Linked DNA regions of Mus musculus: all the other regions are linked to region 1. Evidence: chromatin loops called from intact Hi-C (ENCODE). Cell type or tissue: heart. All regions are shown on one strand.

Region 1 (8,000 bases):
TACAGATGCTTGCATGTGATTTACATTCTGGAGTTTCCTCTTGACCTTGGGAAGAAAGCATCTCTTCATTCCATTGCTGTGCCCAGCTCCAGACCTCTGCCCTGATGACACAATGACTGGAGACCATCTGAAGACACATCAATTCCCATGGACTCTGAGGCTATCGTCTATGAGCCAAGCTAGGGTGGGTGCTCCAGCTGTTGCTCCCATAGCACTCCATAGCTCGATGGTACTCCATGTAACTGAAACTTTTCCCCCAGTGTCTCTCTCGGGCAGAGCACCCCAGATTGAGAACCCCATCTGAGCCTCTGTGCACCCTTCTGTGGTAGTTTGCAACAGAAAGAAGGCTGAAGAAGTAGTCATTGCAGTTACTCAGTGCCTGGCTTTTTATGAGACAATGCAGATCTGGACTCAGATCCTCATGACTACAAAACAATCACATTGCCAACTGGGCCAGATCCCCAACCCCAAGACTGCATTTTGAAGGGGTTTTGGTCCACAGGCAAATGAAAAGAATGATAAAACATCTAACATGCCTCCGGCTCCAAGCATTTATGTGCTGCCCTCATAATTTTTAAAATTATTTCTTTTATTCTTCTGCTATTATAATGTAATTGCTTCACTTCTCCCTTTTCTTTCCTCCTTTCAAACCCTCCCATATACATCTCCTTACTCTTTTTAAAATTAATTGCCTCTTTTTAAATTAATTATTTATATACACGATATATACATATATACATATATATACACAAATAATATATACACAATGTACATATACATATATTGTAGATATATTTCTATTGTACATATATAAAGTATGTATACAAACAGTATGTCATATATTTGAATAATAAACACACACATATGTATTCCTAAATACATAAGTATAACCTCCCTCTGTGTGACATAACTTGTATGGATATTTTAAAGGATGGCCATTTTGTTTTGGATAACCAATCCATGTGCTTTTCCTGGTGAAGACTATGCTAATGTGCATAGGGAAAGGCGCCAGGAGGCCTCTCCTGAACACATGGGACTGCAGGCAACTATGTAATGCTGTGTGGGGGAGAATAATCTTCCTCATAACTCCTTTGAACTACGGGTTTTACAGAACTCCATGAACAAACATACTACAAGCAGTGCTCAACTCTCCCTGTCTTCTCACACAGTCTGCTCACACTGAATTTCACACATATACCCCCCTCTTTGCCTTTGTTGCTTTGTGCCTACAGTACAATTGGTCCCTTCTAATAGTTCCTCCATTGCATGATTTAACCTCTGTTCCTGGCTCACCTTCACAGAGGCCACACTTCAGTGAGCACAGGCGAGGCTAGGGAATATTTTATTGAAGGTTATTTAAAAATGCAAAGAAGAAATCGGACTCTGTGATGTACGTTAACCTCTCGCTATTGAATAGAGTATTGAGTATTACTTGGTTGTGGGACACTGGCCTAGAAAATGACAAAACCTCGCACCAGGAGAAGAGAAATCGAGTTGGATGTTAGGGGAATTCAGAGAAAACCTTGAATGAAAGATCAATGAAGCGACTGGATAGTTAGCTCTGTCCATCCGTGGCCTATGCTACTGAAGACTTTCACCTGAAGGAAGCAACTGCTCTACCATCATTTGAATCCCCTTCAACAGGTGCTGACCTTACACAAAAGAGTTACACACCAAGCTTTAAGGTAAGAGGTATGAGTATCTTAAGTCAGCTAATAAAATACGACCCCTTAGAAAATGCCTTAGGAGTTGGGTTTTTCCCCACCCTTTAGGACTTGTTCAAAAACAAATATCTGATTAACTTCCATGCAATTACACATTAAGTGATTCCACCCCACCCAAATGATCACATGGTTCCGTCAAAATACAACACCTACTACAAATGTAATGCTCACCGGGTCAAAGAAACCCATTCAGTGACTTCATTACTGAGGAGACCTTTAACATTTTATTTGATGAGAAGCTGCATTTTATGGGTGAGATTATCTGTGTGTGTGTGGCTTTCCCTGGAAAGATAAAAAGAAATATCTATACATCCTAGTTAAAACCACAAACAGCACATTCTGATTACTTTAGTGAATCAGAATTTCTCAGGACAGCATAGGTGACTACAGGAAGCTGTCCTGCCAAGAGATCATATCACAGGTACTTGCTCACCTCTTCTATGGTGGAAATTTGAATTCTGGCAAAAGGGGGGACCTTGGAAGGAACTCCTAAGAGTCTTGTCACCTTTCATCCATATGATATCAGTGGTTCCAGTCTTAGGAGGCTTTCATAAGGCTCAGTCCAAAGGCTTTGCTGGACTTTTAGCTTAGCATAAGGCATAAGACTTCAAGAAGGAGTCTTCTGTCCAACCAGGAGAAGCATCCATTTTCAATAATCACTCACTTTGATAGAAGAAAGCTTCTAAGTACGTGAGAACTAAGGGGTGATAAGCAAAGAATGACTTCAATGTAGGATTAAGAAGAGAACCAGTTTGCACATTGGAAAGTTTTCATGTTGAGCTAGCCCATCACACAGTACAGCAGATATTTTAATCCCATCTCAATAGAAAAACATCTAATTTTAAAAATTATATATATTCATAATTCCAACTCAGGTGTGTGTATATATATGCATATATGTACATATACATATATATGGATATATACACATATATGTACGTATATGTACACACACATATACGTACATATACATATATGTACACACACGCGCGTGTGTGTATATATATATATATATACCTGAGTTGGAATTATGAACCCAAAAAGAAGCACTGATGTGTTCATTAAAAATGAAAGTATCATCTCATCTCTGAAAATCCTGTATTAAAGGACACTTAAAGATCACCGGGATCACAGCTGAGGGCTGATAAATGTACCACAGAGACCCTGGGTTTATTTACATACTTGTCTCACAGGTTTCATCAGGGACTATAGAGGATTTTTTTTTAGAGAGAGAGAAGAGGAGTTCTTGGAAGATGGTTAAAAATTTTTAAACAAATCTGACCTCACTAAATTATAAAATCTAAAATGTTGGAGAAAATAAATCTCTGAATTTCCCTAGGAAATGAGTCGTTACTGAGCTGGAGGCAAGATTCCAATCTCAGCTTAGGTGGAGGCAGAACAATTATCTGGGACATAATGACAAATGTTGGCTATTCTATCACATTCTGAGAATAAGTTTTTTTTTAATGAAACATAAAGTTGCATAAATGTTTATGCATAAGTATTCTAGACAGCAAGTAGACAACGTCAGCCCTGTTAGCATGTGATCATAGATATAAGATGAGCACATTGCATAATTATTTTAAACTTTTCCTACTGTACATGGGTTACCTGTAAACAAAACAAAGTATTATGCTTATTCAGTTTTTAAATTTGGATTTGAGTCTTGTTATTTAAATAGATGTTAACATACTTTAAAACACATTTTTAATTTCAAGATGAAATTATCACTTCAAATAATTTTCAAATGAATTCTATGGAAGGAGCTTTTCAAGTCCACAATAAGTACAATAAGATTGGACTTTTTGTCAAGAACACTTTGGAAATATATATTTCCTGCTGACTGAAGGCTGAATGAATATGTTAGAAATAATATTTGATTCTACTGGTCTATGCTTCTAGCTTAATTTCAAAGGACACGGAATAGTACGAATATACTCAGAGATAATCATGTAATGAAACTTTTTTTTTTTTTTTGCGCAGATATATTTGCTGTTCCTCGCCCCATGTAGAAAGCATAATGACCACCAGGGTGCGCTAAAACCTTTGCAATAGTTTCCTTCTGCTGGTGGGTGGGGCTTCTAAGTATTCCTTTGTATGGTGCTTTTTACGGGTGTGCATGCATATTGTGTCACTGATATTGCTGACAGGAATGGCACTCTAAAATAAACTAAGATTATTCCTGTGGGATGAAACACTTTAGCTTGAATTTTGTACAGTCTTCCCAAACAGGACCAGCATGGCATTTCCAATTATGTCTCATGGGAACCTACTGCTGGATCACTCTCTGACATGAGGCACCCAAGAGTGAGCGACACTTATGGCCAGTGTTTCCTCACATAGCTCTCCTATCTGTCATTACATACAATACTAGCCTCCCTGCAAAGTGTGTGTGTGTGTGTGTGTGTGTGTGTAAATGTGTTCAAGTGTGTGTATGTGTGCAAGAGTTCTGAGTGCTTCTGTGTATGTGAGTACAAACGTGTGGGTAAGTGTATGTGACTAGAAGTGTGTAAGTTTATGTGTGAGTGTGCCTGCAAGAGTGTGCATGTGTGTGAGTGTGTGTGTCAACACAGGTGTGCGTAAGAATGTCGGTGAGTGTGTTTGCAAATGTGTTCATGACAGTGTGTGTGATTCCCACACTAGATCGTCTTCTCTGACACAAATTTTGCAATGTTATATATATCAACCTCATTTATTTGTCAGTCTCAGGATTACATCAAGAGCAGTCTCTTGTCATGTGCCTCTTGACACTTTAAAACTTTATCAAGCCTTCCTTGCCAAAACCTTTAGGAACCTATGGAATGGCAGGTGGAGCACAGGGAAGACTATGGAGAGTCCTCTCTGGGTGGTTTTAGAAGCAGGAGAGTGACTTGGGTCAAAGTACAATAGTAAATAAGAATCGAGGGCAAGGCAGGCTTTGGAGAAGCGAGTGTTCATAAGTCTCTTTGTGTGCCACAATTTCCAATATGGTGTGACTTCTGGGGGGGAGGGGGGAGTGTCCCCATAACTGCTTCCAGGGGAGAACCCAGTTCTGTCTCATGCTGTGTTAGGGTTGTTTATTGTCTCTCTGGAGCCCCCAGTTTAACTCTGTTGGGCTGATGACCAACAGAAGTTCTGCCTCAACAGGCTGGCCGACAAGTCCTTTCAGAACTATCCAAGCATTAGACTTTTTTCCAGCTCAAATATCTCCACAGTTTAGAAAATAACAAAAAATGAGTGAAAATGAGGTGAGAAAATATTAATTGGTGACAGCTCCAGAATAGTGTTGAGGACATACCACACTGAAAACAACGCTCGTGTTTGCTCCGTTAACTCAGCCCTGCAGAACACTCTGGCACCCTGTTCATTTGCACTGCGATCCCGGTCTTCTGTGACCTTGCTGCTGCCTCTCCACTTTGGGGGTTGATCTTCTATGTGCCTCTGTTTCTTTGCCCTTATGTAAGAGGGAGGGCAGCGGTAGCATCTCCTCAAGGAACCTGCTTGATTTTGCTACTCTGTGCTTTGCAGTCTCCCTTTAATATGTGTGAGGCTCATTTTCTCGATGAAACACTTGCCTGGAGATTCTAGTTAACCTTGGCTTTTTGTTCACGTGAATTTCTCTTACCTTGTGACTCTGCGCCTCTAAGGGTAATTATCCCATGAGATCTCAAACTATTCCTTAAGGTGAAGCTTTCCAGCAAGGGGAGATGGGCACCTCTGTGTTTCTAGGCTTTGATTTCCACAGACTCCGCAGAGTTCTTAAGCCATAGGATCCTTCAGGCTGGCAATGCAAATTGGAAGCCTCAGGCAAGACTCAGGTCTTCAGTTTGCCCTTGACTCCAGAAGACATTTGAGCTATTTTTATTTACTTCGTGCTCACAAAATGAACACGTTTGAGGAAAGCTGACTTACAAGGGAATAAGACCTCTTTGCCACTTTGGTCAAGTGTTTGTGGTCTGTAGGCATCCTAACAGGATCAATCCAGTCTGTCCTTGTGACCTGTATTGACTTAAGACTCACTACTGCTTGCCCTTGGCCTCTGAGTTATAGATCACAGAACCACACAGGCTGTATCACAGAGCCTCTTGTCTTCATTAGCTATACTGAGGATTCACACTATCATCCTTGGGCCAGAGGAGGGATGCACCCCAGAAAGGTGGACTTGTCTCAGAGATCTGATAGTTCCCCAATTTCATTATTAGCCTTGTCTCTCTCCACACAGCTTCAGGATAATGATACAAAAGTAGCCTGGGTTTTCACATAAGGACTTGCATTTTTCAGAGTGGTCCTGTCCTGGGTGCTGGAGACCCTGAATCAGCTGTAAGGAATTTAGTTTTCCCTTGATGCTTTGTTGCCATTGGCACTAACATTTGGACCTCTCCCTATCTCTGTGTCTGTACAAGTGCTGCCCTGTGGCTCAGTTGGTTAGCTTTAGAGTTTCCTTGCCTCTCCCAATTCTCCACCTCTGAGATGCACTAGCGTCTCCCTGACATAGTCCAACTTGTGAAAAAACAACAACAAAAACCAAACAGCTTCTCATATCACATAAAATTTGTATCCAATATATATTGATCATATTCCTTTTCCTCCTCCAACTTCTTCCTACCTCCCTACCCACCCAACCCATGCATTTCCCTCCCTCCCTTTCACCTTCCCTCTCTTGAAGACCCCAAAATGAAAACGAGAAACACATAAATAAAAAAAAAGAAGGAAATCAATAACACACACACACACATAAATACCAAAGCAAACCAAAACGTGTACAAAACAAAGCAGGGTGCCCAGTTCTTGCCCTCATGTAGATCCTGTCTTGTCTTCCAGGCTGGCATCCTTTGACATGGCTTTCATCAGCGAACAGCTGATCTTTCATGTCTGTGATCCCCAGCCTCAACATCTGCCTGAAACTCACATCTTCCAAATGCTATGCTGATGGCACTGGGGTGACTAAGCAGCGCTTTGGATCTTGACCGCTCTATTGCTTTTTATCTGCAAAAAATAAACCCAGCATCGGCACCATAATAATTCCACTTGCCTTCTTCTCCACTCCAGCCAACATGCTCCTGACTGAAGTGTCAGCAAGCAGGACTTGCCTGCCCCTTGCTAATCTCTTCCTCATCGCCTGGACTCTGGAGGACACGAGAGCTTCTGCCTCCAGCTCCGGGCACTCATTAAGAGTCATTTATATTAATGCACCTTCTAATGGGAAAATCAGTCAGGTGGCATAAAATTTATTAAGAGGAAGAATATTTAAGTTGACTCTATGTCCTCGTTTTTTTTTTTTTTTTTTTTTTTTTTCAGGTGTGCACAAGGGATCCAGCTTCCTTCAGAAAAATATTGCATGGAAATAATGGCTTTTAAAAGAATGGTGGTGAGGCAGTTTACGCGTGTAACTGTAATTTAAGGTTTATTGATTCTTTCTTTCCTCTTATAAGTATAAGATTTTTCTATCTATACTACGGAGATACACAGCCATTGATTCAGAGAAACTGTCTGACTTTAGCTCTCTACTTTGACTAGAAATATAAATAAATAAAGAGTTACTACATTCTTTGCATGGATTTTTCTTTCATCCTAAGTACTGTATTGACTGGCTTGTTACCCAACAGACTCCCCCCGCCCCCCACCTCACCAAACACACACACACACACACACACACACACACACACACACACACACACACACAGAAAGAAAGAAAGAAAAAAAAGAAGAAAAGAAAGAAAGAGGAGAGGAAAGGAGAGGAGGGGAGGGGAGGGGAGAGAAGAGAAGAGAAGAGAGGGGGAGGGGGAGGGAGAGAAGAGAAGAGAGGAGAGGAGAGGAGAAGAGAAGAGAAGAGAAGAGAAGAGAAGAGAAGAGAAGAGAAGAGAAGAGAAGAGAAGAGAAGAGAAGAGAAGAAGAGAAGAGAGGGGGGAAAGCCTGCTGTGTTGTCTGCTCTTGTGACTCACGCTAACTAATCAGATGAAACTGCGCTCTGTGTGTTCATTTAACAAACTAAACACACCACATAGGAATCATCTCAGCATCTCCCCTGCAGCCGAGTTTATTTAAGGTCCTTTGGCAGGCACTGGTCCTGGAACAGGCAGCTACTTGGACGCTCTGTTCATGCAATTTGACACTTAATGGTTTTCCCTTGGCTGAGAAACTTAGCAAGCAGAAATCAGGGAGAAATCCAGAGACCTGAGCATTGGCCCTTGGGTCTATGGAAGGGAGTGGTGGGAAGTAGGGGGGTGGACAGGACTGCCGATGGCTGCCCTGTTGAAGAATCATCCTCTGCAGGAGGAGAAGGCCCTGCGCTTACAG
Region 2 (8,000 bases), 400 kb after region 1:
ACATAAGCAGAGCTTGTCGGTGAAAATGGCTGACCATGGGCTCCTTCACACCCATGGACTGTTTCAGATGACGAGCTGTTTCAGCACCCGACTTGGAAGCTGAGTTTCTGAATTGTCTGCTATCATGGTCTTTGTTCTTTCTACTTCCTGGCAATTTGGTATCCATGGAGAATCATCATTATAGCATGGTACCGCAGTTCCATTGGACCGGGGTGTGTTAAGGAAAAGGCTGGAAAGCAGCACTTTCTGTATCAACCAATGGCGAATTGATCCATTCTATAATCACCGACTCTGTGCTTGGCACTGCTCATGTGATGAAGCTCACATCCTGTTCCTGGAGATCAGCAAGATATGCTGGCTCTGTTCTTCCATAAGAACAGAGGGATGACCTAAGAAGGAAATTGGGTGGCTTTACCTTATTAGTAATGATAGAAAATTAGTAATGATAGAAATTAGTAATGACAATATCTGAATGATTTTCTATCATTACTAATAATACTAATTGGCTATATATCATATACCCAATTACACTCACTGAGGTAAACGTAACTTATACTGTTCCACCAGGTACCCAAATATTTCTTCAGCAGAAGATGACCTTGGTGACAAGTAGCCACGGGCAAAAATATCTGATTCTTGTTTAGTTGATTTGTGATGTATAAATATATGCAGGAGTTTAAGAGGCCATAGTGTACAATTTTCTCTTAAATAAGCTATTAAAAAGAATGAATTTATGAAATTCCTAGGCAAATGAATGGACCTGGAGGGCATCATCCTGAGCGAGGTAACCCAATCACAAAGGAATTCACACAATTCGTATTCACTGATAAGTGGATACTAGCCCAAAACTTAGTATACCCAAGATATAAGATACAATTTGCCAAATGCATGAAACTCTAGAAGAATGAAGACCAAAGTGTGGACACTGTGCCCCTTTCTTAGAATTGAGAACAAAACACCCATGGAAGGAGTTACAGAGACAAAGTTTGGAGCTGAGACAAACGGATGGACCATCTAGAGACTGCCTTATCTAGGGATCCACCCCATAATCAGCTTCCAAACGCTTACATCACTGCATACACTAGCAAGATTTTGCTGAAAGGACCCAGATATAGCTGTCTCTTGTGAGACTAGGCAGGGGCCTAGCAAACACATAAGTGGATGCTCACAGTCAGCTATTGGATGGATTACAGGGCCCCCAATGGAGGAGCTAGAGAAAGTATCCAAGGAGCCAAAGAGATCTGCAACCCTGTAGGTGCAACAACATTATGAACTAACCAGTACCCTGGAGCTCTTGACTCTAGCTACATATGTATCAAAAGATGGCCTAGTCGGCCATCACTGGAAAGAGAGGCCCATCGGACACACAAACTTTATATGCCCCAGTACAGGGGAACGCCAGGACCAAAAAAATGAGAATGGGTGGGTAGGGAAGTGGGGGGGGAGGGTATGGGGGACTTTTGGGATAGCATTGGAAATGTCATTGAGGAAAATACGTAATAAATTTAAAAAAAAGAAAGGAAATAAGCTTGACAATTATGGCAAATGCATTTCTGTGACTGCACTTCATGCGTTGTTTAGTAAGCTAAACCATTTGATTAATTATTAGAACTACCTCAGAAATTCTATCAAGTTATAGGGAGAAAAACTTCAATGTCTTGAATTTTAACTTGCAGGGAATAGTAATACAACATTATTAAGTCTTTGCTTGACACTGATTTATTCCTGTGGTGGACAGGTAGAACCACTAGGAAGAGCAGGGAAAAAAACAAATGACCAGTGGCTCAAGTTCATTCTCTGTCTCTCCTTCTCTGTCTCCGTTTCCATCTCTGTCCTCTTCTCTCTTCCCCCCTTTTACCCACCTCTTTCCAAAGAGAGACAATATTCTTCCTCTATTTCTTCATCCTCATCATCAAACTTCGAGATGATCCTTTACATTGAAGTAAAAGCACACCATCAATACATGAGCTTCATAAGTATTTCCTATGAATAGGGTAGGAGCCTGTGCGAGTTTGCTCTCCTTGGTTCCTTTGCTTTGTATAACTCTACCATTTGGCCCTTTCTACCATTTGGCACATCTCTGAGATGTGTGCATAAAATTGAAAATAATAATAATTTTCAAAAACATTGAACATAATTGTTCCAGGTTCAGCTCAAAACCTGACACCTCCATAAGGTCTTTTATGATAACACTTTTATGAATTTTCTCCCCTTTAACTTAGCAGATACGCAGAATATTGATGTGTTTTTAAAGGCAGTGAATAGAACAGACAAGCAAGTCTATATGCACATTTCTGATGCTAGGCAAATACTGTATGCTAGGCCTCTATTAGTTAACTTTGAGAAAGTATGCACCGACTAACATGTTGTGTGGGTTTGAATACCATCTCTGTTCTGTACTAGCTGTACATGGTGGTTTGAATAAAATCTGCCCTGTAAGTCTTGGGCATCTGAAAAAAAACAAAAAAACTCCTCCAATATCAATACTTAGCCTTGATGTCCACACACAAACTGTAGTAAGGGATTCCTTAAAACCTTGCACAGACAGGTTCAGTATTTTGGGAAGTGGGAGGGATAACAGAGGTCTTTGCCTTCCCTCCCTGGTCCTTTCGCATACATGTGCGAGCGATATGCTCCCTTCCTCAGTGCTCTTTATTGTGCAGAGAACGATGTCAACATCAATCAACAGTGCTCACTCTCCTCTGAACTTCAGCAAGCAGCGTGCTCTTGGCATGAGGCACTGAATTGCTTCCAGTTGTAAAGTTAGAATCTTCAAGATACATCTTTTATTTCCAAAAATGTGTTGAAGTGTAGGACTACTGAGACAATGAAATCAGTTTTCCCTAGAACAATGACATTTTCTTTAATCTAGTACTCAAACACGCTTCTCAGATATTTTCCATCAGAGCTCAGGACTGCTTTGCAGAGCCATGTGGTTCGTCTTAGAGGATGCTCCCCTGCACTCGTTTCCTCCTTGCTGACCAGACTGATGGAAATGCTTTGCTTCCTCCATGTTTCCTTTTGTTTCTTTTCCTTTCCACTTCAGCAACCTCAAGAGTATCTGTCTATCCAGTTACCCCATTTCCCAGATGTGTGTTGATAAACACAGGCTGCCTCTGTTTGTATGGAAAAAGATTATATACTTCCATTGCAAAATATAATCAAAAAACTTGTCAAAGTCAATGTAAAATAGCTCCTAACATTTAGTGAAAGGATGTGATGATAAATCCTGTGAGCAGCCACAGTGTTGAGTTGGATTGTGTTACGCTGTGTTTGTGGGAACTCGTATCGTGCAAACCACTTCACCACTATCCTAATGGCCAAGTATGTAAATGGGCTTTGAGGTTCTACGGATGACCACCCAACTCTGCTAACAGCACAGCAGTATTGCAAAGGTTTCTAAGACCAGTCTCCAAGTAAATAAAGGCAGCATAAAAGTTCCTATATCTGGACTGAGGACGCACAGGAGGAAGGATGGGAGAGAGCTGCCAAATGCTGTTAACTTCCACACTATCGCTTCTGCATGTGGTACAGCTGTCACGAGCTGGGCTTCTGGAAGCAGATGTTAGAATGTACTTTGAGGTGCACAATGTTATTACAAATTCCATGGACAGGAAGATAAAGTTTCCGCCTCTGGCAGGCAGAGGAATAAAACCCCGTAAACTGTAATTCGGACCCATCAAAGCCTCTTCCTTCACAGGGCTCATGTTGGACTAATGAGTTTGGCCTTCCTATCCCCTTTTGCCAAGCTGCAGATGCAGGCTGCCACTGTTCCTTCTATTCCACATTCCTTCAGGCTCTCAGCAGCTGAGGCAGACCTGAAAGGACTGGCAATAGAGACTGTAGTCCCTAACTGGGCTTGTCCCTCCTGGAAGGAGAGTCTGACTGGGTATCTCTTAATGATGGGAAACTTCTTTCCCACATACCAGCTAAGGATAAAATAAAGTTAATTATTCTATGTGGCTCTGGGGATCACCACTGTCTCTTCTTCAAATACACGCAGATTCTGAAGCTACTCGGTAGTGTTGCTCTGAGACCTGACAATCTGGTGGCCATCATTGCATTGTCCCCCTGACTCACTTTTTATAAAGTTTATTATATATGTTCTCATTTCTTCGTTCTTTCTCTAAGTAAATCATGTATTCTTTTTCCTCCTTCCTACTTTTAGAGGTTTTCTGATGAATCCAGAACTGGGAGATTTCCTGACAGGTCAATCTTGCTATTTGCTACACACAAGACCTAAGGATCATGACTATTTACCCAAGAGTTTACATCTACTTATTGTCTAAATACTACTAGAAGGCTTCATGGTTGATTCTTAATCCCTGGTTATCACAACTAATTTCTGCCAGAGTCTAAAACAGTTTCTTTACTCTGAAACCTTACATTGGAAATGTAATCAAATCACCTTCAGTTAATATTCTCTTCCATCAATTCCTTATCTGTGCACAGACACTGTAAACCCAACAGCTCAGCTTCATATCACACAAGGTGCTCTTCTAGAGCAAATATACCTAGATATATATAGCAAATATACCTAGATATATAGAGACAACATGTGGGCAAAAAAAAAAATGTTCCATGTGTCTAATTCAGTAGTTAAAAGCATTTTAAAATCAATTTCCTCAATCTACTATGAGCATAGCCAAATATGCTGAAGTGTGTTATGCCATACTTTCGCTCATCTTGACTATTACTGTAGATTACCAGAGCTAAGTGAATTGGGTGAGCCTAACAGTGAGTGAATTAACTGTGTTGGCTCCTTGCCAAACTAATTCTCTGGAATACACAGCTCCATGTGTGGCAGGAAAATTAGTTCTGTGACAGTGCAGAGTATACTAAAGATAAATGATGAAATATAAAGGCCTAGAAATGCCACACTAGGTGTTAGTGGTGAGTAGATGGGTGTCAGTGGCACAGCATGAATTTAGCATGTGCAAAGCTTTGGGGACAATTTCTAGCATCAAGGGGAAAGAAGGAAGGAAGGAAGGAAGGAAGGAAGGAAGGAAGGAAGGAAGGAAGGAAGAGAAAGTCAAGAAACGTCCCTCAGAAATGAGCTCTAGGTCAAAGCTACAAGTTTTTGATTCAAAGATACATGTACTTAACAAAAATATAATCTTCCGAAAAGAAATATATTATTACTTTATACAGGAGCTATTTATCAAACCCTGGGGGATTCTGCATTTTTTTAATTCTAAAGAGCACTGTCCTGGTTTACTTTTATGTGGGTGTGACAAACACCATGACCAAAAGCAACTTGGGGAGGGAGACATTTATTTGTCTTACAGGTCCTGACCACAGTTCACATCACTGGACGTCACAGCAGGAATTCAAGCAGAAGCAGAAAACACAGAGGGAAGCTGCTCACTAGAATCTGATGTGTCTGACTCATGTTCTTCTACCTTTCTTACACTCCCTAGGACCACGTGCCCAACGGTGGCGCTGCCTAGAGTAAGTTGGGAATTCCTATATCCACTCATTGGTCAAGAAAATACTCCCCAAAGACTTGCCTATATGCAATCTGATGAAGCAGTTTCTTAGTTGAGGGTCCCTCTTTCCAGATGGCTCTAGCTTGTGTCAAGTTGAGAAAAATACTTAGTAGCACAGGCGGCTGCTCGCATTTAATGGGCAGAGTCCAGTGATGCTACCAAACTATTCATGGCAAAGACCAGTCTGTCCTCAAGTGTCAGTAGTGTTGAGGTCTAGGTACCCTACTTCAGATCTGAATGACCACACCTTTGTTCATTGAAGATAGCTTCTTCATGAAGGGTTTGTTTTTTAGCAGAGACTCAGAATCATCTTGATACAAGGATACATACATACAAGATTCCTAACAAATTATAACAGAAGAGAATTACCATTTAAAGATTGTTTATCTGGAATGATATCAGAAAAGAGTGCTTTTCCTGGTCTTCCTTCTTATAATAATAATAATACTTGTAATACTACATATAATAACATACTCAAACATGTCAACAGTATGATGGCAAAAATGATGGGAATGAAAAAAAAGAAAAGGAAGGACATGTCAGCTAGGTCTATCTGCAGGAGCTAGTCTAGTCAATCCACTGTCTCATCAAATACTGTTAGACCCTTACCCATATTGTGTTTGAAGTTCTCGAAGCATCTTAAGAGAAAAGAGGCAAGTCGGAACACAATGAAACAGCAGTTCCATTGCTTTGATCGAAAGCAAAATGAAGCCTGGAACTAAATTTCGATTTCCACAAGATCCACCCAAACCATAGATATTCCTTCTGATCTTATGATTTCTCCTTCCAGGTAAGACACACGAGAATCAGGCAGTATTTTGACAGTGAAGGCCATGAATCTTAGAAATTAAGAGCATGTCTTTGACAGTACCAATGCAGAACAAGCAAGAAATATTGGAAGTTGTTTTTTAATAAGTTGGCAAATGATCATTTTTATGTAAATAATTCAATAGGAGTCACACAGTAAAAAAGTTTTATTTTTTTTTAAAAAAATCTATTGACTATCTTAATACAGCCCAATAAAAGAACATAAATAAGACCCATGTTCAAATCTGTGCCATGAATAATTTCATCTTTCCTGACTGAGGGGGAACTCTGCAATGCAGCCTTCTGGAGATAATTTTGACATGTCCACATTTTGGACCTGCTAGTGAATAGGGTGCTGTCCTCTCTGTATAGCACTGGGCTACTGAAAAAACAACAACAAAAAGGTGAAGAAAAGTGAGGAAGACAGAGCGAAAAAAAGAAATGCTGGGTCACTGCAAGCCTTGGGTGCGTGGTCAAAGGGATGCAAGCACAAGAAGATGATGCTGAAAGGGGGAATGAGGGTCCACTGGCTAATTGTGGACTGTTTGTAAGAAGGGGCATCCCAAATGGCATGAATTCAAGCTTGTCATGTGTTACAAGAAGCCAGAGATGGAGGAAGTTAACACCTTTGTAACAATCCACTTATATGGAAACTAACTCATGTCTCCATAAGGGTATTAATAATTTTGGTAAACAGCTGTCCCATCATCCAGTAAGTTCCCACCAGTTCTTCTTCCTAAGAAGGCCCATTACCTCTTACTAGGTCATACTGAAGTCCCCACAAGCAGCAATGAACTACTGGAGATGACCCATGTCCAAGCCAAATATTAGATGCAAAAAAAAAAAAAAAAAGGTTCTTTGCTCTAATGTTATCTCCATTATTTCCTTTGGGAACATGAAATCTATTCCCCTCTTGTGATCTTAAAAGGAATCAGAGATGGTAGGGATCCCTGGTTTATTTTTATTTGCTATTTAAATTGTGTGCTTGTCAAAATAAAATTGATCCTGTCTGTTGAATAGTCTTTTGTTTTGGGGTTTTCTTCTCTCTTTTAATCATCTAGACCGTGAAATACGGAAGTCTGAGCACTGCTGATTTACACGTTGAGGTCAAGCTGAAGACTGACATCAGCTCTGGGAAATGGACAAAGTAGCATTCAGTGTCTGTCGCTGAGCCCCGGCCTCTGTGCTTAGCCAAGGACGAACTAGAGCTGCTCCTCCTCCTTGGGTTTACAGAGTAAGCACAAATTTGCGTCTTTGTAACCTACTTCTGGGAGCTTTGTGTTTAATTTTTGCAGGCCATGGCTTTGACTACATTCATTAATGTCTCATCTCCAAAAGTGGCCCATGTGACTTATCACAAACAAATATCTAACACATGTAGAATTAGTAAACTAAATATAAAAACAGATCACAATAAAGCCTCCCATGATGCAAGGTCTGAACTACTTTAACTAGCAGCTTGTATTCTATCAAGACAGATTTTAAAATAATTTGTCTGGGATTGGGATCTAATTGATAAAGAAAAGAAAAGAAAAGAAAAGAAGAGAAAGGAAAGGAAAGGAAAGGAAAGGAAAGGAAAGGAAAGGAAAGGAAAGGAAAGGAAAGGAAAGGAAAGGAAAGGGAAAGAAAAGAAAAGCCCTGGTTACTATTACTATTTCCCTCTCCTAATATGTATAAAACCCTTGCAAATGATTTTCTCAAGAG
Region 3 (8,000 bases), 390 kb after region 1:
ATGATGGTGACTGTTCACCGTATCATCTGCCAGGTAACCTTGTGCTATGAACTTTGCAAGTACACTTACAGGATGATGTCTAAAAGCAAGTCTCCAGAAAGCTATTCTCTCTTCTCCTCTGTTTTCTACCCACTGAAGAATTATTGGATGAAGTCAAGATGAAGTATGAAGTTTGATTCTGTCTTTCTGTGTCTCTGTCCCCTTCTGTCTCTGTCTGTCTGTCTGTCTGTCTGTCTGTCTGTCTGTCTGTCTGTGTGTCTGTCTCTGTGTGTGTGTCTGTCTGTCTGTCTGTCTTTCTGTCTCTGTCTCTTTCTTTCCCTCTCTTCTATCTTCCTTCTGTCCGTCACTCTTTTCAGTTTAGCACTGTAGATACGCAACTAAGAAAAGCTTTGTGAAAAAAAATCCACTGAATTAATTCCTGCTTAATTCCTGATCAAGCACTTTTCATGAATGAAATTTTACTGACAGTCACTGCTTGTCAGCCCCATAGCAGCTTGCACTGTATAGCATTCTTACTGATCTGATCTAACTACCAAACAAAGGAAACTTGAACCTGCAAGGGAAACAAGAAAAGGGCATTGTTGATCTGTCTAAAAAGTGAGTGTATTCATATTCAAATGATGTGGCAGATTAAACAGCCATCGGTGAGCCTCTGAGTGTGTGGAGTGTAGGTCTATTTTGGTGGAAATGAGGTCAGAGCCTCAGAATAGATTCAGCAGCTCATGAGTATAATCATGTCTCAGGTTTTAGTGCCTGCCTGAGATAAACTTTCAGCTCAGCTCTGCAATATTATTATGTTCCTCATCAAGGAGGATTGGCTACAAATTAAGTACCAAAAATTACTACCAAAATATCCTCTTTAAAACCATAACAAAACAAAAGCACAGCTTCCGCTGAATCTCGCGGATGCCGTTATGAATCAAAGCATGACCTGGGCACAGTGCCGAGCAGGGCTGTGAGATGGATTCCAGCTCCTTTGTTATCTTGAGAAAGAGCAAGCCTTCCCTTGTTGCCTCAACACCTAGCATTTTTTCAGACTGGGGAATGAAGGAGTAAATTAAAATGATGATAAGTATAGGTGTTTTCCACAACTAGATCAAAATTATGTAGTAATCCATTTTATCTCCTAACAGTGAACTAAAGCATACACCAAGTTGAGTTCCCTGTGATGCATAATTCAAAGATTTCCAACTCTTTATTCACTACTCCTGCAAGCACACCATCCATCTGGCAAATAACAAACAAAATTATGACTATATAAGCCAGGGAAAACAGTAGAATTCTGTTAATGAGATGGTGTAGTGACACGAAGTATTTGGGTAATAATAAAAATCAAAATGTGATCATTTTTATTTGCAACTTTTTATCATAAATGTGGTTATTTTTACATTTTGTGTTCTAATTCATGGTTTGTTTCATAATGCCAAGTTTTTAAACTATGATCTTAATATGTTTTAATCTTTTAAATGACTTTAGCTGCTCTTTAATAAATACACAATTAATGAAGTTCTTTGCAGGAATAGAGTCTCAACCACATTCGAAGATTCACTGTCTAGAAACAGGCTTCCTCCACGTTAAGTGATCCCATATCAGATCACTAGAGTCACATACCAGAGAGGTCAAAGTCACACGTGTGAGAACAGGTTCCACCAGGATCCCATCCGTACGAGTTCTGGTCCCAACAGTTCAATGGCTTGCACACTTAGTTTAACTTCTCAGACTTCAGGGCACTGATCTTCTGAATGGTGAAAAGGAGTCATGTCACTGTGGTTCTCCATGGAAGACTGAGAAATGACCACTCTGTGCACAATACAGTGCAGGGCAAAGAACGATTTGTACGTTATTTTTTTATTGGAGTGAATGGCACTAAGAAGCTATGGAGTTTCTCTAGCTGGGCAATTTATTATCTTCTCATCTTTGCTTCTTTGTTTGTTTGTATGTTTATTTGTTTGTGGTTTTATATTTTAGACTTGATGGAAGAATGAAGTGTGAGTGTCCTACGTAGGATTTCCATTTTTAGAATAAAACACCATGAGCCAAGCAACGTTGGAGAGGAAAGAGCTTACTTGACTCATGTTTCCACATCATAGTCCATCTTTGAAGGCAATCATGGCAGGAACTCAAACAGGACAGAACCTGGAGGCAGGAGCTGATGCAGAGGCCATGGAGGGGTGCTGCTGACTGGCTTGCACCACTTGACTTCCCTTTTTAAAATTTTCCTTTATTTCTATATGAGTCTATTTTTATAGTACTCAGGACAACCAGCCTGGGGATGGCATCACCCACAATGGACCAGGTCCTCTCCGTTAAATCATTAATTATCAAAATACCCTACAGGCTTGCCTACAGCCTGGTCGTTTAAAGGCATTTTCTCAATTGAGGTTCTCTCCTCTCCAAGGACTCTAGCCTGTGGCATAAAACTAGCCAGCAAGGTGATGATATAAACAAAATTAACTTAATTTAAAAAATATAATATAGAAGGGCTAATTAATATCTAATTGAATGTGAACTGCATCAAAATATAGGTTACCTTAGATAGCACTGAAGAAAGAAAAAATTAATAAAATGAGCAGTAAGTATTCACAAAGCAATGGAAGAAAGAGTCCAGAAATTTTGGGATTAGAGTTATCTTTCTTTCCTCAAAAGAATGTTTAAATGACAATTAAGTGATAAGTGGTTAGGATTAAATTTGACTGTGATGCAGAACCATAGCCCTTGTATATTCTAAATATGTCTCACCTGAGACTGTAGGAAATTCCTGTAACATCCAGGCCTGGTCCTCATTCCCAGATCCAGTTATACTGCTTTCTTAATTCTGGGGCAAATGAGAACGTGGACATGAACTACTTCACACTTCAAGTACCATCAGGTGCTCCATTCATCCTTTTAGCCTCTTCACCAAATCCTTTATCAGACCTACATACAAGTCAAAACGAGCTTAGAACTGAGTTTGCTTCCTCCCATTATTTTTACGTGAGGATGCCAACAGTAAAGTGAAAATCAAAATACGACTAAAATATCAATGCTTAAATATTTCTAAAGCCAAGGAATTAACCCCCGTGTATTTTTAATGTACCATCTTTATTCTTTTATTGCTGTTTACTTAATTTTTATTTATATTACAGAAGATTTTTTTCTAGCTATAATTCTCTAGTCTCAAAAGAACAGGATATACTCAGATAACACTATTTTCTCAAAAGTTCCAAAAGAAGCTATGAGTTCTTGTATCAGCCAGATTTCCTATAGTGTATATTTATATAGCTTAGTCCTGAATTCTTTATATAGAAAAGAGGGAATTAAAACTTCAAAAGAAGTTTGAGCTGAGAGCTTGTAATTCAAGCTTCTTGGGACAAAACGTTTTTACTGTGCGCTCATTTTTTTTTATTTTAAATGAAAATACATATTTTCCCAATATGCCATTTCAGTTCCACAAAGAAAAGCAGTCAGGAGATTTTTATGGTGAAATATTTAAAGAGAATCTTGAACACGAGCCAAGAAAACACTTTTAAGCTTTGCTAAAACAACTCACATCTGGGGCTTTATTTGCTCATTAGGCTTGTAAGGGGTACAGGCAGACTTTTATAAAGAAGGAAAAATTCCTCTCTGGGCTATGACTCCGGTGGCTTTGTGAACCTATTTTAAAAACAAAAGTGAGAACAAGAGAGACTGATGGTTTCAAGTGTGGCTCTAGAAAGGCAGACAACATCCTTGGAACAGATTTCAGGCAGAACATGGAGAGACTTAAAACATAAGAAACATGAAAAGTTATTTTCTACCAAAATGAGGGATTCTATTTGGGACCAGAACTGTGCATGAAGTTGTGCACAGATTAGCCAGTTTTACTCACTAGATATTTTTATTAGCATATATTAATTTCAGAAAGTAATGGGCTTTGTTGTAACCATTTAATATATGCAAATGAGATACTCTGATCATGTCTATTCCTATTACCCTTGCTCCTTAACGACCCATCACCTTCCTCATTTTTGCAGGCTTAATTTTTTTTTCTAAAAATGAAACAAACCCTACTTTTAATAAGGGTTCACAAATGCTTCAACTACCCTTCTAGCCCACTGTCCAAAGGTAGAGAAGAGAAGATGGTAAATAGGACAAGGGGCTATTCCAACCTCTGTTTGTCAGGGTACCAGCAGTCCAGTTCATTTGTGTCAGGATGCCAAAAACACAACACAAATCAGCAGCTGTGGCACGATCCAGGAAACAGATCCAGGCCTCCGCCCAATCAGCACAAGGTAGTGGGAGCAACCAGAACTGCTAGGGAAGCCAGAAGTTCTCTACTGTGCCTCTCTCAGCAAAGTGAAATCAAGAGACCAACAAAGAAAGCATCGCGATGCTAGTGATGAGTCCTACTTACGGAGTGAGCAATGAGAAACTGCCTTGAGCCTTTGCATGTCTATGTTAGGTTTTTCCAACAGTATTTGTTAAAGAAACTATCTTTTGTATAATCTATTTTTAATCTTTTTATCAAGAATCAGATGCATGGAGCTCTGAGGATCTTTTATATTCTGTTTTACTTGTTTTGCACTATTTATCATTCCAACACCCCGCTGTTTGTTGTTTTTGGTACCTCTGTGTAGTGGTGAATTAGTTAAACCACTTTGAGTACTGATTGGCCATACAGGCACTGCACCCGCCCAAGAGCACTCTGAATTAACAAATGAAAGGCACACACACACACACACACACACACCACATACACCTAATCCACCCTGCAGCTAGGAAACACTCCCCTCCCTTATTATTGAGTTAACACAAGACTCATATACCTATTACCTCTTGTGGATTTAGCATTTACAGAGTCAGAAATGTAAGCTATTTCAACAACAACATTACTGTTAGTCAGTATTAGTCTCTAATTATTCACACACACAAACATATACATGTACACATATACACACACATACACACAAAACTCAGTAATAAAAAAAGAAACTAAAATGACCAGACTTTATTTTCTTTCTTTTTATGTAGAATCTGTGGATAGAGGTAGGGAGGAAGTAGAAGTGACATAAGATGAGGAAGGGGATGGGGCAGTGAAGGAGAGAGGGTAATAGGGGGATAGACATGACCAGAGTACCTCATTTGCATACATAAAATGGTCACAACAAAACTCACTAGTTTCTGTAATTAGTATGTGCTGATAAAAATATCTAGTGAGTGAAACCGATCAGATACACACACACACACACACACACACACACACACACACACATACACACGCCCACTTTGGGTATTTCCTAGAGACTACAGCTTCTTGAGCCTTCTGTTCAAACTCCTCCTCTACTGTGGATGGGTCCCAGTGTGTGAAGGAAGGTTTTATATCTATATATGAATATGCATATATATATGTGTGTGTGTATATATGTATATATGTATATACATATACATATATATATATATATATATGCATGCATATCAATCTATCTGAAATGCTCCTGAAATTCAAATACAGTCATATGATCTCAACAAGACTTTCCCTGACACTTAGGATATATATAATATATATATAGATATATATATAATATGTAAATATAATATATAATTCATATATATAAATTAAATCTATATACTAATAATTGATGTACCAAAAAAGAAAACAGAAAAAGAATACTACTCACAATAACTTCAAAATTAAATACATAAAAACGTATCCGAAGACACAAAAACTGTAGAATCAAAATCATGAATTATTAAAGAAAGACATTGAAGAGAGACGATGGAAAGAGCCCTATTTTAATATTGTTAAAATAGCTTATACTTCTGACTCAGTAAGTGTTAAACTTACAAGGGATATATGTGTCTGTGAGCCATTTTGTATATGGATATGTTGTAAGTATTTAAATGTTTGTGTGAGGGTGTCTGTGTTTGTGCCAGTACATGTAAGAGTATGTGAGTATGTGTAATGTGTTATGGGCATGTCTAATTATTTCCAAGACTGCAAAAATCTCCCCATTCAGAATTTCCTCTATGCTCTTTAATGACAGGATGGAATTGAAAACAGGTTGAGTTCTCCCTGATCATTTATAAAAATGGAGAAACATATTATATGCTTATTTTTATCTACATTCTTTTTTATTATTTACTGAATAGTTGCAGCTGGCAATTTTTCTTTAGCTCCTTTGACAGTTCATGGAATGGTCAGTACAAAAAAGAAAAAAGGAGAGGAGAGGAAAGGAGAGGAGAGGGGAGGGGAGGGGAGGGGAGGGGAGGGGAGGGGAGGGGAGGGGAGGGGAGGGGAGGAGAGGAGAGGAGAGGAGAGGAGAGGAGAGGAGAGGAGAGGAGAGGAGAGGAGAGGAGAGGAGAGGAGAGGAGAGGAGAGGAAAAGAAAAGAAAAGAAAAGAAAAGAAAAGAAAAGAAAAGAAAAGAAAAGAAAAGGGACATAAAAGTTACTACAAAATAAAGAATGATAGGCCAAGAGCTATATATTTTAAAATATAACAACAGAAGCAATGTAGGTACAATGTGCTGCTGTTTAAGAGACAAATTTATAATTGTTAACATACATCTCATTTTAGTTTGAATACATAAATTAGAATAAGAGATAAAGAATGATTTAGATTTTATTTACATCACCATAGGAGCTAACCCTCTCTCAAGTGCATGGGACACAGTAAGGATGTCCCATGTTTTTTAAATTTCAGCATGGTTAGATTTCTTTTTGATCTCATGAAATTATCTACACAAGAAGTACTTTGCTGGGGATTTAATGGACTGAGGGGGGGTTCACTTCCATTGGTAATTAAAATAAGCTGGTTGAGGAGAAGGTTGGACATCCAGAGGAAATATGTATGGAATAACTATTTTAATGAAACAATGAAAGAAAACCTTCTGATCTAGTCTCAAACTAAATTTGAGACTAACTTATTTCACATACTGGTATGATTTAGACCAATGTGAAATATTAACACATACCTACTACTTTAAGGATCAGTGCAAACACTAGTATCTCCCACATGACCTTTCTCACCTTCCCTCAGACAGGGATCCATCCAACGTGGAGGAGAAGCCTGAACAGAAGGCTCAAGAAGCCACAGTAGCTAGGAAACAGGCAAATGTGGGCACATTTCTGGAGCACATTTACATGTGGATACCGAAATGCCAAGGTCCAGGCAGCAAAAGCATCTATTTTGTATTCAGAGAAAATGAGAGACATTTAAGTAAAATAAAATTAGAGTTGAAGTAAGACAAATTGGACACGTACAGACTTAGCAAATGACCTGTCTCCACTTCATAGCTTCTTTAATTAATGATAAGAAAAATTGAAAGGTTGAGACATCTGAGCTTCCTTAAAATACTAATGTGCCCTTACTGCTTTTCCTGACCTCTTTGTGAACAGGTTAGTAAGAGACATTTAACCTTTTAGGATAATCTACAGACTACATATTTCTAGAACGCATTTGGATACTCTGCTAATATTATCTCATGCAAGTTTTAAAACTCTTTAAGGAAAAATGTTTTTTAAAAAAAAGAATTTTGACCAAGAGCCTATGACTGCATGTAAAACAATGTGGCATCTCAGAGAATGCATTTGATCTTGCTGAAGCTGTGTGGGAGCCGGCACCACCTCCTACCAGCTGCTGTGCAGACTCCAGGTGCTTCCTTTCAGGACCCCCACCCCCCACCCCGACCAGAGGAACCAGGATATTGGTGGAGAAAAAAAGTTCTTTGGCACAGCAAAAGGAAGCTGGACATGAGGAAATACACAAAACCAGTATGTTAACTCTCTGGGTCTTATCAGCTCCCTGAAAACAGACTCTTCATTTAGCCCAGGCTTCTGCAAAAGTCCAAATACCTACTGTCCCATCTTAGAAACTCAGAATGGAATGACTCCTCAGGGCTTTACTAGGCTCCTGTTGCTTAACATCCCACTCTCTAGACACATTCACTACTCAGTTCTTTCTGAGTATAGACTCTGTTTTTAGGCTTGTCACATGCTTCCTACATTTTTGCTCTGTATCTGACATCCTCCCCAAATCCAAATC
Region 4 (8,000 bases), 450 kb after region 1:
CCTCTTTGACTAATGACTCAACAAGTCATATTTCATTTCTGGCACTGGAGGTTCTACTTGGTGGCATGAGTTGTCTAGGGGCATTCTCTCTCTCTCTCTCTCTCTCTCTCTCTCTCTCTCTGTATATATATATATATATATATATATATATATATATATATATATATAGTAACTCCATTTAAATTTCTTTCACACACACATTATATTTTCAGAATTGAGAGTGGAATATAGTAAAATATATTAATGAAGATAGATAGATAGATAGATAGATAGATAGATAGATAGATAGATAGATAGATAGATATGGTACAATAGAAGGGTTTCAATGTTACCTATCCCTCTCTGTTTTCCTTCCTTTTACTGTGTCTGCATGCCTTTCTTCCTTTAATCCTTCTATTCCAGTTGCCCCTTTGTTTATGTTTAACACTATGTTAAGACCTATACAAATTCAAACCAGGAAAAACTCCCAACATGGAGAAAAGGAAGTGCATACAAAGTCCCATCCCTAACCGAGAAGCTATTTGCAATTGATACTTTCTGGGAAAGGAAAAATAGTTTTTTCGAGTGAGGTGTCATTGCACATATCAACCACACTCCGGGGTCGGCTCTGTGCCTAAAAGTAGTTGGGGAATACAACATAGGATCTCTGTGTTCTAATGATGTGCTTTTATGAGCGCTCTCTCTCTCTCTCTCTCTCTCTCTCTCTCTCTCTCTCTCTCTCTCTCTCTCTCGCAGGGGTGGTTATGTTTTGACCAGTGATGATGGTGTGATGGTGTTGGTTTTATTGTATATGTGTATGTTAGTGGTTTTTTTTTTCCTTTTCTGAGAAAAACAGAACCAGAAATTGATTGGGTAGAGAGTTGGGAGCATCTGGGAAGAGTTGGAAGAGGGATGAGAAGGAGGAGTTGGAAGCCAAATAACCCTTTCTTTCCCCCAGGTTGATTTTGGCTGTGTTGTTTATCACAGCAACAGAAATCAAACTAAAACAATACCCTAAACTGCATAAAGACATATCACAAAAATGAAAACTACAGACCAATACCCTTAATGAACATAGACAGAAAAAATTCTCAATAAAATATTCGCAAACTGAATTCAAGAACACATATAAGGTGTTCTTCATAAGGGCTTTATAAGGTGGAAACTTTACTATTTGAACTCACAGGACATCTGACTTAATATTGTTCTAAACAGAAGAAAGAAGAAAACCCAGAGATTTAAAGTAGTTGTTTGCATTTCCTTTTCCCCTTAGTAGAAAGTACAAGAAGAAACCCAGATTTACTTACATTAAGCTGAGTCAAAGAGTCAAATGGGCTGAGTGTAAGAGTTGGAGAGTCTCTGAGTGGGGCAGAGAAAAACAATTGGCAACTATATAAACATAGAATCAAGATTTTATGCTTAATTGTACTAATATTTAGTGGGATAATAACATGTACCCAAACAATATCAGAAATATAAAGTACATAGCATATTCTAATGTCTTAAGAACTTGGCTTGATAAACTATGGACTATGAGACTGTTTAAGCATTTATATGTAACATTTGATATTCATCACATAGTCACTTAGAGTTAGAACTGATTGTAATAGGCAAGTGAACATGATTGTATAAGGTAGAGTTCTGAAACACATGGACTTAAAAAACCAAATGCAGAAGTGCATGCCTGGCCTGCCTAGAGCAAGCTATGTGACCTTGGTCACATTGACTCCACCTCCTCAAGTATCATTTCCATCAACTCTAGCAAGTGAATAAAGATATCACCTAGTTGTTTAAGCTGCATCAGTTAGGTGGCAAGCTTGCTCTAGTACCTAGGAATATAATGAGAACCCCTGAGTGTCAGCACTTAAGTCTATGAACCAGTCACCCCTGTGTTACTAACCTTTCTAACATCAAGTCCTTCTCAATGTGGAACACTTCATCTTAAAATTTAGAAAATGTTTATACAACTTTATCATTTCACTGAAAATCCTTAGTCTATGGATTTTTAAAACCAAAACACACACATAGTCCAATGAAGTGGATATTTAAGTGGATATTTCATGAAGACACAAAATACTATAAACTGTGACTATTTGAATCAGGAAAAGAAAGTACTTCTGAACTACAGTATTTTCTTAATGCAGTGCTGGTGAGACTTAAGTGTGTAGTGCCTATTTAATGCACTCATCAAACACAACCGTTGGTGGTGTTCACCTCGCCTTTTCCTCTGTAAAAAAAAGAAATCTTTCGAATTTCCCATTTTCTTGGGATGCTGGCACAGGAAGCAACTCACAGGCCCTCTACCCTAAAAAGAGGAACTCAGCTGATACAGTGGAGTAGTCTAGGATCTGTCTGTCATACACAGGGCTCTTCAAATGGCTCCAGTCGTGTTGCATTACATCATTGAGAAATGAGGATTTGGACACATAGACCAAAAGAAGAGAAACTGGAATTTAAATCTTCCGTTTCCTCTCTAGAAAGGGAGTTGAAATTTACATTTTCTCCAGTCCATATCTCCGTGCAGCCCTCGGTATCCTTTGCCATAGCAAACAAGTTGGTTTGCTAAAGCTGCTACCACCAGTACTTTTGGTTGTTTGTAGGACAGTTAAGAAATCTGCTTATAGCCATCCATTGGACTGAGCACAGGGTCCCCAAAGAAGGAGCTAGAGAAAGGACCCAAGGAGATGAAGGGGTTTGCGGCCCCATAGGAAGAAAAGCAATATGAACTAACCATTACCCCCACAGTTCTCAGGGACTAAACCACTAGCCAAAGAATACACATGGTGGGACTCATGGCTCCAGCTGCATATGTAGCAGAGCATGGCCTATTCAGTCATCAATGAGAGGAGAGGCCCTTAGTCCTGTGAAGGCTCTATGCCCCAGTGTAGGGGAACACCAGGGCCAGGAAGCAGGAGTGGGTGGGCTGGTGAGCAAGGGGAGGGGGGAAGGGATAGGGAGTTTTAAGAGGGGAAACTAGGAAATGGGATAACATTTGAAATGTAAATAAAGAAAATATCTAATAAAAATCAATAAATAATAAAAAGATTAAAATAAAATTCTATATTGCCTAGTGTTTTCAGTTTCTGTATTTTTTTTTCTTTTCTTGTTTTTTTCCCTCCTTTCCCCAACTTCCCTCTTCTTTAGATCAGCTGTTCTCAACCTCTGGTTCACAATCTCTTTGGGGGTTGAAAAGCTCTTTCACTTGGGACCTCCTAAAATCATTGGAGAACACAGATAATCACATTAAGATTCACAGCAGTACTGAAATTGTGGTTAAGAAGGAGCAAAAACTGAAATGACCTTGTGGTTGGGGATCACCACAACCTGAGGAAGGATATAAAGGCCCAGCTTTAGGAAAGTTCAGAGCCACTGCTTTAGATAGCAGCTCGCCCTGGAGTCCAGGCAGATCTAAAATGCATACGGCCATCCAGTCACTGTGGCGTTTACTCTGGCTTCGAGATTGTAATTCTGCCTCAGCCTCCAGAGGACTGGGCTTATAAACATGTAGCATCGTCACACTCAGATCAACATTCAGTTGTAAATATTCATCATAAAAATGATCTAAACAAAAAACAGATACAGTATTTAAAAAAAAATACGATTCAGGACTACAAAATAATCAAGTGTCCTTAGGGTCGAATTATGTTTTAAAATATGAAATAAAAATAGCCATTAACAACTAGGACATGAAGTTTCCGTGTGTCTGTCATGGAAGGCATCAGAGAAGGCAGGTCTACGCTGAAACTCTTACTTGAAAAGCCAGGGATCAGGTCCTTGTCAGAGATGTGACCTCTTGAAGACAAAACAAGACCCTTGGGTGTGAGGCTTGCAGGGTAGGCTATTTCCCTGGTGAAGTTACTGTTTATATCCTGACAGAGACCTAGGAAAGGGCAATCCCCTCCCCGGGGTCTAGTCCCTGTTTGGGGTTCACATCACTGACCACTTCCATCTCCCATCCTTCATTCATCTACCTTCCTGGAACCCTTTTCATTCCTAGCAACACCTAATAAAATGCTTTGCAAAAGAGTACTACAATCAGTGCTGTTGCCAGCTCCTCAGGACACCTGCATGTGCTCATGTCTAGGCTGTTCCAAGTTTTTTTTAGAGAAAAGTTTTCTATCAGTAGCAGGTTCTCCTTTGTATTTTATTGTTTTCAGATTTGTCGACAGAGAAAAGCTTGTGATCTCAGCTCTCAAGAGGCGCATTTGTCAGCCAGGTTCTGAGCTCTCAAACATCCTTGCTAATTGCTTTACCATATTCAAAAAATCTGACCTAAGTTCACATGACTGTGATTGCCAGCAATTTTTTTTTTTAATTAGCCCTGTTTGTGTCAACACAGGGTTGTGACATGAACAGTTTGATTTCTTCCACTGTTTTTACTTTCTGGGTCTGTCTCTTCAACATTATTATAAATGCCAAAGATTGCTGGAGATATAGGCATACCATAAATTTATAATATTAGGGACACAGTAAGCCTTCTGTGGATACTTTCATAGATCCAATTACTGTCTAATATTTTAGTCCTACCTACCAGCTCCTCTTACTGGCTGCTACTTTTCATTATAGGATTCAATCTATACTTACGTTAGAAAGTCTTTGAAATACTTCAAATATATTTTTCTTGGACAAAGTTATCACTTTACTGGTAGATTTCAAAGTGGACTAAAGAGACATGGAAAAGCTCTTAATCCAGACCTGCATCTCCTGGAGTATTAACACCATCACTAGAAAATCCCCAGGCAATGACGAATAACAAGAAAGGCATTTCCTGGCAAAGAATGGTGGGCAGAGGAGAGCTAGCTCTTGACACAAAGCCACCAGCCCTCCAGCCAGCTGGTGACTGTGTAAACCGGACATGCCAGGTTTCCCACTGGGGTTACTGTGTATTTATTTATAAACTGTTAGTATAGGAACAAGAGAAAGAAAAAAAAACAGTAATATTTAGGTACAGTATAGCACTTAAGCCATTATATTACTGTAGTGAGTGCACATTCAAGATTGTTCTTTTGTTATATAGTGACTATGTATATGCATATACATTCGACATATAGACTGCTGGATACTATATAAAGTTTGTTTGGGAGCATATATGAGGTAGTGAAAGAAAAATGACAACAGGCATGGTGATAATAGGTTGTACTTAGGAGCATTAACAAGGTGGTCAGTTCTATAAGAATTTTTCCTATACTAATTAATTTAATCCTCATGGAAGATTTTCAGGGTAGGTACTATGATAAAGATACTCTTTAAGAAAGAAACTGAGGCAGAGAGGAAAGTAATTTTTCTTGAGTCCATAGTCATAGGATTTGAGGCATGTGGCACCTGAGTATGTTAATAGCTATACTGCTTCATTAAAACTCCAACTAAAGCAAAAGAAAACAGAAACATTGAATCCATTGCTGAGAACCTTCCAGAGATGTTAGTCAAACCAAGTTTTTCCCATGGTAACTCAGCCAGGCTTTTACAGCAACACAGAAAGAATTAACAGAGCAGCCAACACGTGACAAAAAAACACTTTAAAATTCGTAAACCAAATAAATGGTGAGCTTATAGCCAGAATCTATGAAAATTATGTCACTTTGTTTCATTCCACTATAATAATATTATTGAAAACCAGAGTTAGACTTTTTAAAATATGAATAAAGGAACGAGACTTAGTAGAACATGAAGAAAGGTTTTCTTTCCATGTTTTCTTACTGTCTAAAAATAGCATTGGCTTCTAAAAATCGCCTAATCTACTAATTGTCAATTTGTTCAAGTTAACAAATTTCTATTATTCAAATGAAAGCAACCCTAGAGAGTCAAGGTGGCTCCTTCCCTGAAGTACAAATTATTACAAATAATAATACTAAAACTCGCATGAAGTCAAAGCAATGTGAACCCAAAGAAGAAATTTGAAGGTGGTTCTAGAGTTCACATTACATTACACAGTTATAAAAATGAAGACAACATGTACTAATACAAAGCTGAATATATGGACTTTTGAAACAGAATAGAGAGCCCAGAATAAACCTATACCGTTCTCAACTGATACAGGATTACCAGGATAATTAAAGGGAAATCTTTTCAATAATGCTGGGAGAACTGGATTGATACATATAAAAACGAAATTGGAGGCCTCTCTCAATACGATTCAGGACTACAAAAAAATCAAAGTGTACTTAGGGTTGAATTATGAAGTTTCTGTGTGTCTGTCATGGATGGCATCATAGAAGGCAGGTCTACACTGAAACTCTTTCTTGAAAAGCCAGGGATCAGGTCCTTGTTGGAGATATTCCTAAGAAGTTGAACCTAATGTTCCTAAGAAGTTGATCCTTAGGAGTTGAACCTAATAAAGTTCAACTCTAAATGAACTACAGATGTAACCCTTTAAACTAAAAGAATAAAACAGCTAGAAGAAAACATAGTGAGAAACCTCACGGTGTTGGCCTTCACTGTGATTTTCTGCTGTACACTGAACACAACGCAGAAGCACAGTAAACAAAAGCAGTAAAGTGTTTGTTTTGCAAACTCAAAGATCTCAGTTTGGTTTCCACAAAGTACACAAATAAACCAGGGATGGTAATGGGTGCTTGTAATCCCAGCACTAAGAAACAGAGACAGATTAGATCCTTCGGGCTCTCTGGGCAGCCATTATAGACTTCATGTTGAGTTCCAGGCCACACACTCCCCAAACATACACAAGCAAAACTGAGTGATACTTAATATTCAATGTATTAACATGTAGAGTATTTAGACTCATGTGACTGTGATGGACACCATTCACCATCTATCAGGTCCATAGTGGCTGAGTGAGGAAAGGTTAAGAATCAAGTACTAAGAACCCTGTAGCCTAGACATAAATGTCAAGGGGCTGGTTCTCTTTATGCATCACTGAACTGAGAGTTCCAAATGTATGTGGGTTTGAGTTTTGTAACCCATGTGTTTAAAAATAGCATCTGGTGCCATAGCTGAGGACTGTCCCCAATCACGTAAGAAGATAGGGATGGTGTATAACATAGTAAAATGAACCTCATGTGCAGAGAAACAGCATTGCAATTAGAAACTACTTTCCTATTGATAAGCCCAAGTTATTACTTACTATTTACTATGTTCCATCTGGGATGCTCTCAACTCCAACTGGGCAGCCCTCTGGGCCAAACTCTCTTGGCCCTAAGCCCAGGTGGCTCTCCTCCCTTCTGTCGGTTCTTCTTCCATGGCAGCTTCTTCCTACTCTTTCCCTCTTCCTGGTCCTCTCTCCCCAGCCTGAGAAACCTCAACATCTCTTATGTCTCTTTTGCCCAGCTATTGGCTGTTGGCATCCTTATTTACCAATCACAATTAACTTGGGAGAGGGTCATTTAGTGTCCTGGGAGCCCCAAATGACCATTAGAATACGAGCAACATTAGGCCAACCCTCTACACAGTAACACTTTCTTTAGGTGCAGAACTCAGCTGCCAACTACTTTGGACCTTGAAAACGCTGAGCTGAGAATCCTTTATGGTCTGTAGCAAGTGACAGATGGCAGAAGGCAGAAACTGTGGAGGGGTCTGGAAAGAGCATGACTCTATGCTTTGGCTATGCTCCAATGATGCCAGGTCAAGTGCCAGAGGACCTTTCCAACCTATCCCAGGGTTTGGCATCTGTGGCAGTGATGATATATTGTATATATTCAGAAGCCATGATATGTGCATGTGCAAAGCTGATATTATCTTTTCAATCTTTGTTTATAGGCTCCCACCTCCTTTCTAACTCTGACTTGAGGATTTCCAGTGGCATGGTCTCAAAATAGCAACCATGACTCAGACTCAAGCATGCATAGCTCAACAACTCATGCTTCACGCTAGCAACCCTTGGCAAACTGAATTACTCCAGATCTGGACAGTTAGGTTGGTACAACAGAAAGCTAAATGATAATAATAACTAGTATTGGCAAGGAAAGGAAATTGGACCCTTCTATAGCACTATGGGTGCCGGACTGTGTGTCTGACTCACTGCTGGCTTACCTAGAGTGCTGCCAGCATACTGCTCAGGGAAGGCA

The links. Peaks named below come from ENCODE experiments on the same cell type or tissue, not always from the same donor. Only the 100,000 strongest peaks of a DNase experiment are listed, where the experiment ranks them.
Region 2: it touches region 1 in a loop (4-fold over the local background); 2 of 42 quality-filtered maps call a loop at or near these places.
Region 3: a loop joins it to region 1, with 4 times the contacts of the local background. A loop is called at or near these places in 3 of 42 quality-filtered maps.
Region 4: a loop joins it to region 1, with 2.3 times the contacts of the local background. A loop is called at or near these places in 3 of 42 quality-filtered maps.

The regions. Positions count from the first base shown.
Region 1 is chr1:138,040,511-138,048,510 of GRCm38, reverse strand. No RefSeq gene overlaps it. Among named protein-coding and RNA genes, the nearest start is that of Gm34353, 51 kb to the right of the region's middle. In heart, a CTCF peak has its summit at 3,750 (motif pointing right); no DNase peak of the experiment used is centred here.
Region 2 is chr1:137,640,472-137,648,471 of GRCm38, reverse strand. No RefSeq gene overlaps it. Among named protein-coding and RNA genes, the nearest start is that of Gm34306, 120 kb to the left of the region's middle. In heart, no CTCF peak of the experiment used is centred here; a DNase peak (open chromatin) is centred at 3,551.
Region 3 is chr1:137,649,915-137,657,914 of GRCm38, reverse strand. No RefSeq gene overlaps it. Among named protein-coding and RNA genes, the nearest start is that of Gm34306, 110 kb to the left of the region's middle. In heart, no CTCF peak of the experiment used is centred here; DNase peaks (open chromatin) are centred at 934 and 4,234; H3K4me3 peaks cover 500 bases; H3K27ac peaks cover 2,873 bases.
Region 4 is chr1:137,588,250-137,596,249 of GRCm38, reverse strand. No RefSeq gene overlaps it. Among named protein-coding and RNA genes, the nearest start is that of Gm34306, 180 kb to the left of the region's middle. In heart, no CTCF peak of the experiment used is centred here; a DNase peak (open chromatin) is centred at 4,779.